2 separate regions of the Mus musculus genome follow, and region 2 is linked to region 1. The links are chromatin loops, found by intact Hi-C in ENCODE. Cell type or tissue: heart. All regions are shown on one strand. Links, peaks and the distances in the headings refer to the core of each region. The heading gives the core; the rest is flanking DNA.

Region 1 (7,577 bases), core at 878-5,877:
ATTTAAATAAATAAATAAATAAATAAATAAATAAATAAATAAATAAATATTTATCAAGCCTGAGTTTCAGCTCTCTGAGATTTTGTAACAGTTCCTTGCTGGAATCAGTAAGGCATTTGTCAATTGCAAAGCTTAAGTACCAAAGAGCAAAGGGTAACACTTACCTTTCTCAGAAAGAATTTCAGGAGCTACATATGTTGGCGTCCCACACACAGTAAATATAGGCCTCACCACATATTTGGCCAAGCCAAAATCAGCCAGCTTCAAGGTGATAGACTTGTCTTCATTTCGCTGAACCTAGAAGGGATCAGAAGGTCCAAAGCATTAAAACTGCGATGGAAATAAAGAAGGAACACTGAGGCAGTAGTGTGTGTGTGTGTGTGTGTGTGTGTGTGTGTGTGTGTGTGTGTGTGTAACCTGTACCACTGAGACCATAGTCTGTATGTGAACCCTAGGACACTGAGACAGTAGTGTGTGTGTGTGTGTGTGTGTGTGTGTGTGTGTGTGTGTGCAACCAGGGACACTGAGACAGTTGTGTGTGTGTGTGTGTGTGTGTGTGTGTGTGTGTGTGTGTGTGTGTGTGCAACCAGGGACACTGAGACAGTAGTGTGTGTGTGCAACCAAGTCAAAGTAGCTGCTGACATTTTCAACCAAAGGACCAGAGTCAGGTTCACTGCACAATCCAGTTCAGCTTCGTGTGTTATCAAATGTGATATTAAGAATTCATTGATTAAAGCTCAGTTTCTCAGCTGCACTGGGCACATGTGTTTGTCCAAGAGCAACCTGTGAGTTGAGTACCGTGCTGGACAGTGCAGATGGAAACCATTTCCACCAGACACCGCTGTGTTCTAACAAGGAGTCCTGATACTCTGAACATAAACTAAGAACAAGCAGTGGTCTAGAGGGACAGTGAGATGGCTCAGTGGGTATAGAACCCATAGGGTGGGAAGAGAGAGAACCTGACTCTAACCTCCACATAGGATGGCGGCACATGCTCCCACCCCACTACAGATAAACAAATGTACGTTACACTCCACATAGAGCAAATGATGAGGGTCAAACCCAGTACCGTCTTGCTCCAAGTTCAAGATGCATGCAGCTTGAGGGAGATCCTGATGACATCATAGTGTCACACATGAGGTTCCTGCCCCTGCCCCTGCCTCCCCCGACCCCATAGCTGACGTCTCCACAAGCTGCATGTATCTTAATTGCTGAGTCCAGGTCAAGACTGGTATATGAGCAGAAACAATGACAAAGGGGAAGGCTGAAAAACCCAAGAAAGCATGGAATGTGGTGCACACATCCCTGCCTGCCCATCCGGGAACCACTGGGCTTCTGACCCTTACCTAACTCCAGCTCATTTCCATTCTATAAAGTGCTTTTCTTCCTTAATAAACTCTCTCTGTTTCTACCACTATCTGTGTATCCCGGATCCATTTCCATGCTAGAGAACCTGGGAATCCCAGTCAGGGTGTCCTAATCCCAGTCAGGGTGTCCTAATCCCAGTCAGGGTGTCCTGCAGCCCCCTTCCAAGCCTCTTCACATCACTGGCTCCTAAGTTAACCTGGCCAAGAACAAACCATAGTTTCGGACCCAAAGCCGAGTTCTGCTCACTCTGCGCACAGAGGCAGATGCAGCCTGAAAGAGACAATGGAATAATTTGGGCTAGAAAGTCTAGTTGGGAAGGAAAGGAACACAAAATAGTGTTGGCAATTCCATATGGAACTGCCAGATGGACTGTCTCCATCCATCATATGACTACAGAATTGTTGAGAAAAAATGTTCCCCACAAAAATATTTGCAAATATTTCTAGCCAAATGATCAGAATCAAAAGTATCTGGCCAATTCAATACATCAAAATAAAATGGGTACTTCTATCAAAAAAAGTAATTGGAAACCCACAATTCCAAAGCCTACCCCAGAAACTCAAGCTTTGATTTAAGATTGTATTGTGTTTGGTGTCCTGTATATGCCTTCAAAACAGCACATCAGTTTTAAATGACTCTATGAGCCTGTCTAAAACATAATATCATGTTCTTGTCTCTTCAGAGTTCAGCTTTTCCCACCTGGAACACCGCCCATTGCTGGGAAGGACTGGTGTGTTAAAGACTCCGGTTCTACTGTTATGGTTTCTTTACTAGTCTCAGCATTGTCTATTATTGTTTTCTTCTGTGTTTATCTATTTATTTTTGTGAGAGGCAATACATCAGGCATGTACCTGTGTAGATACAGGTATGTACCTGTGTAGATACAGGTATGTAGTGTGTAGATACAGGTATGTAGTGTGTAGATACAGGTATCCATGCAAGGATGAGGACATTGGCTGCCCCACCCCTCCATCTTATTTAATAAGACAGATCCCTCATTGAACTTAGTTTCAGCTAGACTGGCTGGCCAGCAAGTTCCTGGTACCCACTTGTCTCTGTTCTCCAACACATCAATTATACGTGCACAGTCATGGCCAGCATTTACGTGGGTGCCAGGGATTTGAACTCAGGTTCTCTTGCCTTCACAGCAAGCACTTTTACCCAATGACCTGTCTCCTCAGCTCTTCTCGAGGCTGTTGCTGGCTTCACTATGTAAACAGCTTCATTCCACTTAAGGCTATGCCATGTGTGAGTGTTTTGGCACCTTAATATATTGCTTCACCTTAATACCTGTCTTACCTTCAAGTCAGACCTCCACCCGAACAGGAAACTTGTCTAACACTTCTCTCCACCAGACACCAGTTCATCACATATCCATTCCTGATGACCCATAAGTCCATCCCTATCTGCTTTCTCAGTATCCCCTCTGGGATGACAGTAAATAGGAATGCATCCTTTCCAAAGATGGGAAGCAAGGACCGTGAACCGCCCACCTCACCCCAACCCCAAACTGGCTTTCTGAATTCTCTAAGCTATGATCCCAGGACTCCTGGCAAGTCCTTTATGTGGCTTGGTTTCGACTGTGGAGATAGGGAACACTCAGGACTCTCATCTGGCCAAGCAGCCAAAGGCCCCATTAAATGTCCACTTCAATGTCTATGTCTCAAGAAGCTTTTCTGGCTTTCCTGGGTTTGGAAGCCATCCTGCCCTGGATCTACTTGCCTGTGAATCCGCTTACCCCCAACCCACGTCTCCAAGTTTATCAAACCCTGCTGTTCTAAGCCATGTTCTTGCTGGGCTGATCCAGGGCTCTGACAGACAGTCTATTAAGTGATGGCTGCACACAGAATGAATGACTGACTGGTCTGTCTGTCTATGCTCCCCTTTCCAGCCACACCAGAGTGTCCTGCTTGGAATCCAGGTGGTCTGCATTAGTGATGGAAGGATTGGATAACTCCACATGTGCCCCAAAATCTCAAGAAAAAAAATTTTTTTTGAGTTAGGGTATCATGTAGAACAAACCAGTTAGCTCAGGATGACCTTGAACACCTGATCCTCCCACTTCCAGATCCCAAGTTCTCGGATTATAGGTGTGCACCACCATGCTTAGTTAACACAGTGCTAGGGATCAAACCCAGGGCTTCATGCATCCAGTACTCTATCAACTGAGTTACATGCGTGTCCCTCAAGAGAGATCTTTATGTTGTCATCAGTTGGCCTCCACTCTGCCCTTCCACAGTTTATCAATTTAAGCACGGTTATGCAGTCAGTTATGAGGTGCATGCCTGTAAGCCTAGCACTCAGGAAGGTAGAGAATTCCAGGCCACTTTCCACTGTACAGCAATGAAGACCCTATCTCCAAAAAAACAAGCAAACATGCCTTAATAAATAAAATCTAAAATGTACATTTAATCTCTAAGCAGAAGGGGGCAGCAGAGTACAGACCAGCAACCAGGCACCCTTCAACATTAGGCTTGGAAGAGGCTTGTTTATCTCTGCTAAATTCCTGCTTGAATCTTCAAGGTTCTTTAGGCCGTTTCCCTCCAAAGCACATTTCCAACTAACAAGGACTGAAGTGATCTTAGAAGCCACGCCATATCAAAATGCCAGTGCCCCACACTAATTGACACTGGAACATGAAAGGCACCGTCATCCCCTGACCATCACGCTGTTCACAGTAGCCAGGAAATGGAACCAGCCTAGGTGTCCATCACCCAAAAAAAGAAGAATGAAAATGTGGCTCAATACACAGCGATACTTTATGCAGCCATAGGAAGAATGGGATCATGACGTTGGTAGAAAAAAAATAAACAGAATTGGGTATTATTACATTAGACAAAGCAACCTAGACTCAGAAAAATAAATGCCACATGTTTTCTCCAACACAGATCCTAGACTTTCATATTTATATTTGTGTGTAGAGAGGGTGAGTACAGGTCATACCAGAGGAGGAAAAGAGGCTTCCTGGGGTGGGGAGCAAGAGGCAGGAGATAAAGAAAATAATAAAATACCCAGGAGGAGGGGGACCAGCAAGAGGAGGATGGGGGTCCTGGGGAGGGGTGTGGGAAAGGAAGATCAACAAAAACAAAGGGTGTCTGAAAATGGCCACGCCAGGGAGCCATGCAGGCCAGAGCACAGCAGCCTCTAGGCCACTTGTGTTTTTAGCTGAGGGCAGCCTGCTGAAGGAGGACAGTCAGACAGCCTTGTCTCCTAAATTGAATCTGATAGCTTCATATTTCTCTGTACTTCACATCACCGTTGTGTCACTGGAGAAGGAAGATGAGAATCAAAGGAGATGAGGAACAGCGGCTTCCAGCTCAGTCGCCCTGCTGCTCTCTCTGGGAGTCAGCTCCCCAGCCTGTAGACTGGCTCCATCACCACACAGCCAATCCTCCCCACTTAAAAAACACACAGTCCATTTCTACACACCCCTTCAGCAACTTCAATTTTGTGATCTCCTTCACACACACACATGCACTATGAATCTTGAAACAGATACCCGTATCTACTACATGCATATTTTCACCATCCCTGATCCCCTGAACTCAGTCAAGCTCACGCTGCAATAATTACCCTGGAGTCTTCTTCCTCCATCAAAAAGACGAGTTGCACACTAACTAGCTGTAGGTCAGGACACCAGAGTCCTCTCTCCTTGCCCACCATCCCAACCCATCCACAGGGAGGATCACCTGACCCTATTCACTTCAGCTGGATGCCAAAACACAACAGGGAGTTTACCTCAGCCCCAGCCCCAGCTTCCTCCCCTGATCTTACATCACCCCCAACCGACAGGCCTTGCAGAAGATGAATCAGGCTCTTCCAGAAACAACCGAGCCTAGGGAGAGCTAAGATCTCAGAAACTCACAGAAGAGCTCTACTTAGCTGCTTTTTCCAACTCAAAGAATCTTGAGAAATTCAATCTCCAATCTTCAAAGGGCTTCCGAGAACACATTCTCCTAGGAAGGTGGCCACAAGATATCGCTAGCATTCGCTAACAAAATGACCTGGACTAAAGCCCTGTTTCATCTAACTCTGTCTCTTGTGACTCCATGTTATTGCTGAAATCTGTGTTCCTTAATTTCATGAAGTCTGGCCTGATGAGAGGCGCCGCCGTGGTTATTACCAATGTTTAAAATTGTTAATGCCTGGGGCATTAATAAGAAAACAAGAGTGCATGCCTAGCTTCTAGCTTAGGAGAGAGAGTAAGAGCTGGTAGAAGAAATGCCTGTGGATCACGGAGAATTGCTACCACTGAGACCGACTTGTATATCGTAGCAGAAGGGAGAGGGGAAAAGGACATGGAGAATTAAGGTCAACAAAATGGTGGAAGACGTTTATGTCAGATGAAGAATGGGCAAGAGATGTGTGTGTCCTTCTCACCCTGTGGGTCCTTCTTGCCCGAGGCTTTCCTTATCACCCTCAAGAACACATACTTACCAGTGTGCAGTTCCAGCCATATTCAGTAGTGAGATGGCCAGACAAACCTACTTCATCCTGGAACCAACAAGAAAGGATCTGCCTTTGTCTTCACCCAAGCTGTGACCTGTCCCTACAATGCCACCTCCATTTCTGCTACTCCAAGCACTCAGAGCTGTAGTACCTGGGAACAGTGACAAGACCCAGGAAAGGCAGCACTCCACATGTGAGGAAGAGGAACAACTGGTCGCCAGCCCATCTCACTCCTCTCAGCTCCTCCCCTGAAGAAGACTCAACTCTTCCCCCCGCCCCACTGGAGGAGATGATTCTGGAAGGACTCTGCTAGAGCCTAACGTCCCTTCCATCACCGCCCGCTCACACAGATGTCTTGGCTGAGGATACCTGGCCTGTACACTCCCCGTCCTGGGTGAGCTGGTCTAATTACCACCTCTTCTCAGGCTCCTGTGGCTTCCTCCCTCCTTCCCTGGGATTCAGTCAACACAATCCCATTCCCTCCAGGGGACCACATACAGGCAGAAGAAGCAATTAACATGGATATTTCTGCAAGCTGGAAAGTCTCATAATTAAAACTTTCTTTGTAAGATCTCAGGAGTCTAAATAACCCTAAGGGTAGAAGAATCCTAATATCAGGAAATGAGATCAGTGCGACCAGATGAACTTGCCATACAGGAGGCCTGAAACATTACTCCGGGGCCTAATTATCAGATGTAAATATTTCTGTTGATTAAAACATCATGAGAAGCAGCTACATTCATTAAGAGCTTTCAGTGTGCACAGAAAATGTCTGTAAAAAGCAGCTGTACTTATAATCCGTTGCTCCGTCAGAAGTTGGTGTTAAAATAAGCATCCCCCAGGCTTAGCAAAGATAGGTCTAATAGAGAGCCAGCAGCCATCTCTTAAAGAAAGGAAGCGTTGATTTGACAGCACATGTAGGTAAGTGAAGAACACCAACTGATGGATGCTGGTCACCATGGCAACAGTGGTGAATACTGAATCTTGGAAAAACCAAACACATTTGCAACATAATTATTCTCTATCAACAAGCTCGGAAATGGTATCTATCTAAGCCCAGACAACAGAAGTTGTCAAGTCCAGCAGAAGCCTCATCTTTGTCTGAAGAAAACCAAAAGCCTGGCACTGGATAATGTTTAGACTCTAGACATGATATGCCAAACTGACTTAGGCTGAAAAAGGACAAACGTGTTTCATGAGTGTGATAGACACCTGTTTCAACAAGTGATCACCGACAGATCACCCAGGAAGAGCAAGGCATTACCTCATACACAAAAGATGGCTCACACACAGCTTCCTGCTGTTTTTGAAGCTGTACATGTACACATGTACACGCACACACATATATATACTTGTACATGCATAAAATTTGATGTGTTAGAATAGCAGCTTGAGTCTGCACACCAGGCCAAAACAGTTCCACATGTAAGAGGTTTATTGGGAGAGAGGGGGGCAAGGAAGATGGCAGCGGAAAGAGAAGTGGAGAAGAGAGAGAAAAAGGTGGGAGGGAGCTTTCTTTGTGTATGGGTAATGATGTAACACTGGTAAAGGTGGGAGGTGAGCCAAGTGGATTCTGGGAATATGGTGGCTGTTGCCTTGGGAAAAGGTCTGTGGGTCCCGCCGATGTGATGTCACAGGTTTCAGAGGTCCTGATGCCAACCAAAGTTTATTTGGAGAGAATAAAACTGACCTTTTTTTTTTTTTATCAAAATCAAAAAAAGTTCTAAATGCCAACTGGTCTGGTAGCCATGAACAGATTG
Region 2 (7,577 bases), core at 1,732-6,731, 51 kb after region 1:
CCCAAAAGTTAAGAAAGTCATTAGATGGCATCTGAAAATGCCTTGACTTATGACTTTTGTTATATGACTATACTAATTTCAAGTTAACTATTTACCCCATTGGCACACATTATTTGGGACACCCTGAAACTTTGTTCCCAGATCCTAGCCATTCATCTTTGGCTCAGAATAAATTATCATTTGTTACGTTTGAAGTGAAAGCAGTATTTTGAGCTGACATTGCCAGGTTTTTACATCTTCCCTTGTGAGTCTACTGTTTCCTTTAAAAAATAAATAAATAAAAAAGATAAAGACAGAAGCATAAATAAAACAGTAACATCTGTGCGGATGAAACCACACAGAGTTCCTGGCATCGTCTCTGTGCATGGCCACAACTATTTTGCTTAGTATAATTTTCCTTCACAGTGTATGTGGAGAATATTTGAGTTGCCAATGTTTATAATCCATTTTCTTGACTTCACATAGCATAAAAAACCTTGCCTTAAGTAACCAGAGCTGCCACTAGAAAACTCAGATGCCTTATCAAGTTCACAGAGTGAGCGTCCACCCTTGAAAACATTGGGCAAAATATTGCTCCAGATTACACAGAAAGAGGAGAACATCCGATTTGTAAACTATCGCTGTAATTCCAGATAGGAGGAGACTGAGCCAGGAGGAGGGAGAGATGGAGGACATCCTGGGCTACATAGTGAGATTGTCTCAAAAGTGAACAGGATTGGAGTAAAGGGCCATTGGGCAAAAGGGCTCGCTGCACAAGCCTGAAGATCCGAGTTCAGATTCTCTGAACACACACAAAAAGATGGGTGCTGTGGCACACATCTATAATCCCAATGCTCCTACCACGAGACAGGAGAATCACCTAGAAGTTCTTGGGCCAGCTAGCCTGGAATACACAGATGGCAGAAACAAGAGAAACCCTGCCCTGCATAAAAGCCACGGTGCAAGCTAAGAACCCATTCCTGAAAATTACCCTCTGTTTTCTTCACACACTCGGTGATGTGACCACACAGAACCATATATACCTCATACACACATGCACATCACATCATAGACGCATACACACCACCACGACCACCAACGCCACCATCACTGTCACCACCATCATCACCACCAAAATGAAAAAACAAGCATATTTAAAAAAAAAAAAAAAAGACAAAACTAGCAGCAGGCCATGCTAGGCTTCAGGGTCTAGGCAGTTTTCAGGTCCCAGACCAACACAGCAAACCTCGGAAGCGACATGACAGGCAGGGAAGGCTGGTCTCTCTCTTTGTATTTGAGTGCAGCACACGTATCAGGGGTGATCTTTCTATCTTTTTGAGATGAACATGAGAGTTTACCAAAGGATAACTGAATCCTGGATAAACGTGTTAAGAGAGCTTGGATTTCTAGCGTTTGCAGGTCGGGGTACCTCACAGATAATGGTGAATTAGATATAAGTATCTTGTACATGTATTTGTGTGTGCATGGGTGCCTTATTGTGGGAAGTAGGACTGGCGTTCATTTGTTTATACTCTCTTCACCCCTTGAGGACAGGTGTGGCGACTCAGTGGGATGACACGTGTTTATTGTAGTAGCCCAGCATTTTCAGGCTTAAATCTAGCTGGTATTTTGTTTTGTTTTGTTTTGTTTTGTTTTGTTTTTAGGGATGATGCTCAACTTTAGGTATAGCCTTTGTTGTGAGATGTGCAGACTAAGTTTCAGAAGGGTGACAGGAGCCTGTGGTACCCAAAATCTTGCCAAGAATCTATTCCCGATGATAGGGACTTGGGACTATATTTTACTTTCCCATGACCATTCATATATCAATACTGAGCGGTGATTTTGAAAGCCATTTTTGAGGGTGTTGCTTATTTACCTAGATCTTACCACCATCTAGAAGCATCTAGCCCATGTTTATATACTAAATAACAATATCAAATAAAACAACATAAAAATAATTTTAAAGGAAAGCCACTTTTGTTTTTATTGCTATAACACAAAAATAGTGATCTTCACCCTGTATCCAGCAGTGAGGCTCAGGCTCTCTCTCTCTCTCTCTCTCTCTCTCTCTCTCTCTCTCTCTCTCTCTCTCTCATGCGCACACGCACATGTATGTGTATGTATGTGTGGTGTGTGTGTGTGTGTGTGTGTGTGTGTGAAATTAAAATTACTTGTACTAATATATGGATGAGGTCCTGTAAAGTATGACCCAGATCTTGCCACATGACACGTGAAGGAAGGAGCCATGCTTAAGTGGCTGTCATACTCCAGGAAAATAAATGGCATGGAGAAGATGGGGAACAGACGGAGGATGGATGGACACTGGGGACAACGCTGATAGTACACCAGCCACAGGCCTAGACAATGAGAATATCCTCACCCTGCTAAGGGCCTTCTCCTACAAGCTAATTTATATGGAGTCATGTTGGCAGACAACAGTCAGAAGTCAGAATCAATGTGCCCTGTGGTCACTGTACCATACCTGAGGGACCCACAAAAATCATGAAGTTGATCAACTTGTGGCAGCTAATGTCTCCTTTCCCAGGGTGATACAAGGAGAAACAGGCAATAAGAATAACTGCTTTTCCCAGAGCCAGACACAGTTCGTTAGAGGTACGGTTACCTAAGTACAGAGATGAAGACGCCTCCAGGGTCTGCCTGTGGTTTCAACCAGTCTCGTGGGTATTGTTTTTCTGTGTGCATCTTTAATAACTAAAAAGTAGTAATAAGAAGACATAATTCTAACAAACAAGTGTCATTGATCAGTGCTGACACCCACCCATCTGGGGCCTGAGACCATGTGATCTTCAACCCATTCTGTGTGGTCTTCAGAAAGAGGCGGCTCCATACTTTCCATGGAGGACTGTGGTGCCAGTATCCAAACCAAATAACTGAGCTACCCAATACCTGCTGGCCTCCTGAAGGCCCAGAATTGTGACTTAGTAGTAATGAGCATTGTAGGGAATGGGAGGAAGCTGAAAGAGAAGCCAGGACCCGTCTCTCCTGCTCCACGTCTGAAGCTACTGTTGTTATCAGTGTTTAAATTTTCTTTAGCATCATACACTGTAATACTTAAATTTCATGATTAATATTTTTAATGAAGGGTATAAATTTGAGGGTCCAAAACTCCCACAAGTGATCAAAAATTTTTTTAAACCAAATTGCTGAACAAGTGGGTTTTTAAAAGAAATGGCAACACATTTCCATCCTCAAAGGATGTCAGTCAGCAATGACAAGCATTTTGTGGTTTTTCTGAGTCCATGTCTTTGTCCTGCATAGGAATTCCTGGTTTGAAATTTCAAGAATTTTGCAACTGTGGGGTGAGTGTTGAGAGCATCCCACTGACACTGAGTGCAGACAGAGAATGCCAGACGCAGATAAACAAAAGAACCTCTGCAGTGTCAGAGAACACAGTCCAGGCCAGTTCCTTACAAGCCTCCAGCTTCCTCTATTCACCCATGGTAATGCTGTTTCTTGCAGCATTTTAGCACCAAGAAAAGTTATGCCAAGAAAGAAAGAAAATTCAAATTACCCTTAAGTCAGAGACGGTAGCAAATGTAGACTTTTTTTTTTTAAAGGAAGAAGAAGAAGAATAAAGAAAGAAAAACTATTTTGAGTAAAGCATTTAAAAAGAACAATTATCTAGCAAGCAACACTGATAATTATGTAATTCCTTGGCTTTTGTCAGCGTGACTTCTGCTTAGAGGAACAGGGCAGGATTTGTGTTGCAATGTCATATGTGCAAGGCTTGGCGCTCCGGACCACTGGAGATGAAGACATGAAATGAAGCACATGGGTATCGTCACTCAAGTGTCCTGCAGGGACAGGTGCTATTTATCTCAGTCTTTAAGGAAAAAAAAAAAAACTTAAACATGGAAATTGCTGGTAATGAGGTGGAGCTAATGGTTAAAGAATGTTTTATCTTACAAAAGAGAATTCGTGTCATGCAATCAGTGACAAGACTGGCTTCCAGAACAATGGTGCCTCCCACACCTTGAACTTTCAGACGGTGTCACCTTGGCTCTGAGACAGAGACTCAATTGTTGAGCATCTAAAATGGGCTAGGCTGTGTTGCTAGCTGTATGCAGATTGTCTAGTGTGTGCTAAGCTATGTGCGGAAATTGTCTTATCCACCAGAAGGATGAACTAGCTGAAGATCATATAACTAGTAACGAAGTTGGGAAATGGACCTAGGGGTTGATTTTCACTGTACTATGGTGTTAAAGGCTGGGAGCATTCTAGTTAGCTTTTGCTGTGTAATAACCAACCCCAAATAGGCATGGTGGCCTACTTGTCAAATCCCAGAATGTTAGGAGGCTAACGCTGGAAGATCAGAAATTTAAGAACCCCTCAGCTACATAGTGAATTCAAGGGTAGCCTGTGTTACGTGAGACCCTGTCTCAGAAATGAAATCAAGGGGTGACTAGATGGATCAGTGGTTAGGAGCACCAACTGGTCCTGCAAAGGACTCGGATTCAGTCTCTAACACCCATAAGGCCGATCACAATCACCTATAATTTCACCTGTAACTCCAGGTCCAGGGGAACTGATGCCCTCTGCTGGCCATCATATACACCGTAAGCATGTGGTACACAGATATACTTGCAGACAAAATACTCATGCACAGAAAATAACCTTAGAAATTGTTTTCTAAAAAATAAAATAAAATAAAATAAAATTTAAAAAGGTATGAAGAGATGCTCAATAGGTAAAGTTTTTGTTGCACAAGCCTGAGGAGCAAGGTTTGGATCTCCAGAACCCATGTGAGAGCCTCGTAGTCATGGCAACCCACCTGTGATTCCAGTAGGAGAGGAGCAGAATCAGAGAGTCCCTGGAGCCAGCTGGCTAGCAAGTGAGATACGCTGCTTCAATACATCAGATAGGGGTGATCAAAGGAGATCAAAGGAGACACGGGGTATCAGCTTCTGGCCTTCACATGCACACACATTCATGCACACATATGCTCACACACAGGCACACGTACATACATACGTGCATACATAACACACATACACCATAATAACACAGCACCCACAAGACACTAACTCCAAAACCCAACGTCACAAAATCACAGCCCCTTATTTAGCCTTCATGATGTGGTTAACATAGGCTCAGGTGGGCTCCCTCAGTGCTCTTGCTGGATAGAGTGGCTAGGTGCTGTCTGGTCCAGGAGGGTTCTGTCTGGCAGGCTTGTCTCTGCTCCATGGAGTCTCTAATCCTTTATCGGGTTTATCAGGGTTGGCACAAAGTGACTGGCAGTGTCCAGAGAGAACAGCTGGCAATGTGCACACAATTTGGAAACACAGGCATTAAAGTAACAAACATACTTCCCACCACATTCTGTCATAACAGCTGGGCTTCAGGGGGGAAGACTAAGACTTTATCACCTAAAGGAAGGAGCTGCGAGCACACCCATCAGGGAGGTGAATGTATAGTGTGCAGGATGTATATACACACATATCAAGAATAACAAAAACTTACCTTAAAAAGAAACAATTGCTGGCTGAGCCAGAGCACACCTTGAATCCTAGGAAGCAGGCAGATCTCTATGAGTTTGAGTCTAGCCCTTTCTTATGTAACAAGTAAAGGCTAAAACAAAGAATTTGGAAAGCGACTAACAAAATGGCAAATGGAGAAACAGTGACCTGCAGGCACTATCAGAACCATAAGACGTAGTAAGAACAAACAGGGACAGAGATGAGGCCTCTTTGGCGCGCATGCTCAGCGGCGATGGTGGGTACCCACAAGATGGGTACTCATGGAACTGCCTCACAGGGCCACCATGCCTGAGAAGTACTTAGCTTTAAGTTTCTATAAAACTTAAGTATTCCTTAATAATTGCCTAAGAGACTCTGTCCTAGGAAGATACTCTTTGATGCAAAACGATGCTTACTGAATTCCTGCTGTTAAGCTGTATGGTGAGCACATTGACCTGGGAAAACAATGGAGGTGAGAGAGACAACTTTTAGTCCATGTAGACAGGAGACCTCTTGTCTAAGAACCTTAGCCAGCACAACGCAGCTGGACATTCGGGCTCAGCTTTATCTAAGGATGAAGACCATGCACTCTGTGTTATGACTCCTCATCTTTTTTTTCCTCTTGCCTAAAGTCGTGTCTTAGCTACTTTTCCATTGTTATGCTAGGACATTCTGAGGAAAAACAAATTAAGGAAGAAAGGGTTTATTTGGACTTACAGGTCAGGAGTGATACAGTCTGTCATTGTGAGGTAGGCAGGAGCATGGGGCTCGCCCAGCAGGCAGGAAACAGAGCAGTAACATTGTATCTGTACACAGAAAGGAGAGAGAGAGAGAGAGAGAGAGAGAGAGAGAGAGAGAGAGAGAGAGAGAGAGAGAGAGAGAAGGGTGTGGCAGGAAGGCACAGAATCTCAAATGATGCTCCTCAGTGATTACTTCTTCCATTAAGATTCAATAACCAAAACAAACAAACAAACAACAAAAAGATTCAGTACCCTGGCCAGGCAGTGGTGGTGCACACCTTTAATTGCAGCAACTCAGGAGACAAAGGCAGATGGATCTCTGTGAGTTTGAAGCCAGCTTGGTGTGCAGAGTGAGTTCCATGACAACCAGGGCTACACAGAGAAACCCTGCCTCAAAAAAATAATAAAATAAAATAAAACATCATTAACTTTCTTAAAGCACCAACTGAGGACCAAGAGTTCAGATGTATGAGGCAGTGGGGAGCAGTTCTTGTTCAAACCACATGTCACCACGCTGTGATGGTTCATCTTCATTGTCAGCTTGACTAGAATCACCATGGAAACACACCTCCAGGGTGTCTGTGAAGGATTTTCTAGTGGGAAGATCCAAACCTAAGTATGAGTAGTGCTGTTTCATGGGGTAGGCTCAAAACTTCTTCAAAAGAGAGAGGCTCGCTGAGCGACAGACAGCATCCATCTTTCTGCTGAGAGACGTGATGTGAGCAGATGCCTCCCTGCCACTTGCTATGTCTTCTCTGCCATGAGAGACTAGATCCCCTCCAACTGCAAGCAAAATATAAACTTTTCCTCGTTTAAGAAGTTTCGGTCAAGTATTTGGTCACAGCAATAAACAGAGTAGTTAGTACAATGGCTATGGGCTGTTAAATGGGGATTTGAGACCTCAAACGACATATCTTCAGCCCTCTGCTGAGGGATACAGGAGGGTGTGGGCTAGATTCCGAACAATCATCATCAGATAAAATTCGGAGGTCAGAAAATTCTAAGGGAAAGCCTAAGAGCAGAATGATGAGAGCATGTGACACACTTTCCATTTCCCAGAGAACTTGTTCTCCATGGAGGGCATTTGAGACAGATGTCAGAGTGTCAAGGGAATTGTTCACACACACACACACACACACACACACACACACACACACACACACACACAAAATGGCTCACACACACACAAAATGGCTCAGTGGAAAAAAAATGTGTCCCGAGACATAAAGCTGATGTTAATAGACCCCCCCAACAACTCCTGTGGGACCTGAGTCATGGGACTCGTGACCCAGCGACATTCTGAAGAATAGTTAATAAGGCTCCCAAGGATGTTGCTTCCTGCCCAGTCCCCCTGAACCCAAGGAAGCCCCATGGGGGTTAG

The links. A loop is a pair of places that touch in the nucleus more often than their neighbours do. Peaks named below come from ENCODE experiments on the same cell type or tissue, not always from the same donor. Only the 100,000 strongest peaks of a DNase experiment are listed, where the experiment ranks them.
Region 2: it touches region 1 in a loop (2.5-fold over the local background); 11 of 42 quality-filtered maps call a loop at or near these places.

What each region holds. Positions count from the first base shown.
Region 1 is chr9:111,475,338-111,482,914 of GRCm38, reverse strand. It overlaps Dclk3 (doublecortin-like kinase 3), which reads right to left. Exons shown (of 5, transcript NM_172928.5): 3 at 165-297. Among named protein-coding and RNA genes, the nearest start is that of Dclk3, 40 kb to the right of the region's middle. In heart, for the core only: a CTCF peak has its summit at 3,807 (motif pointing right); no DNase peak of the experiment used is centred there.
Region 2 is chr9:111,425,319-111,432,895 of GRCm38, reverse strand. No RefSeq gene overlaps it. Among named protein-coding and RNA genes, the nearest start is that of Dclk3, 10 kb to the left of the region's middle. In heart, for the core only: a CTCF peak has its summit at 4,549 (motif pointing left); a DNase peak (open chromatin) is centred at 3,735; H3K27ac peaks cover 1,090 bases.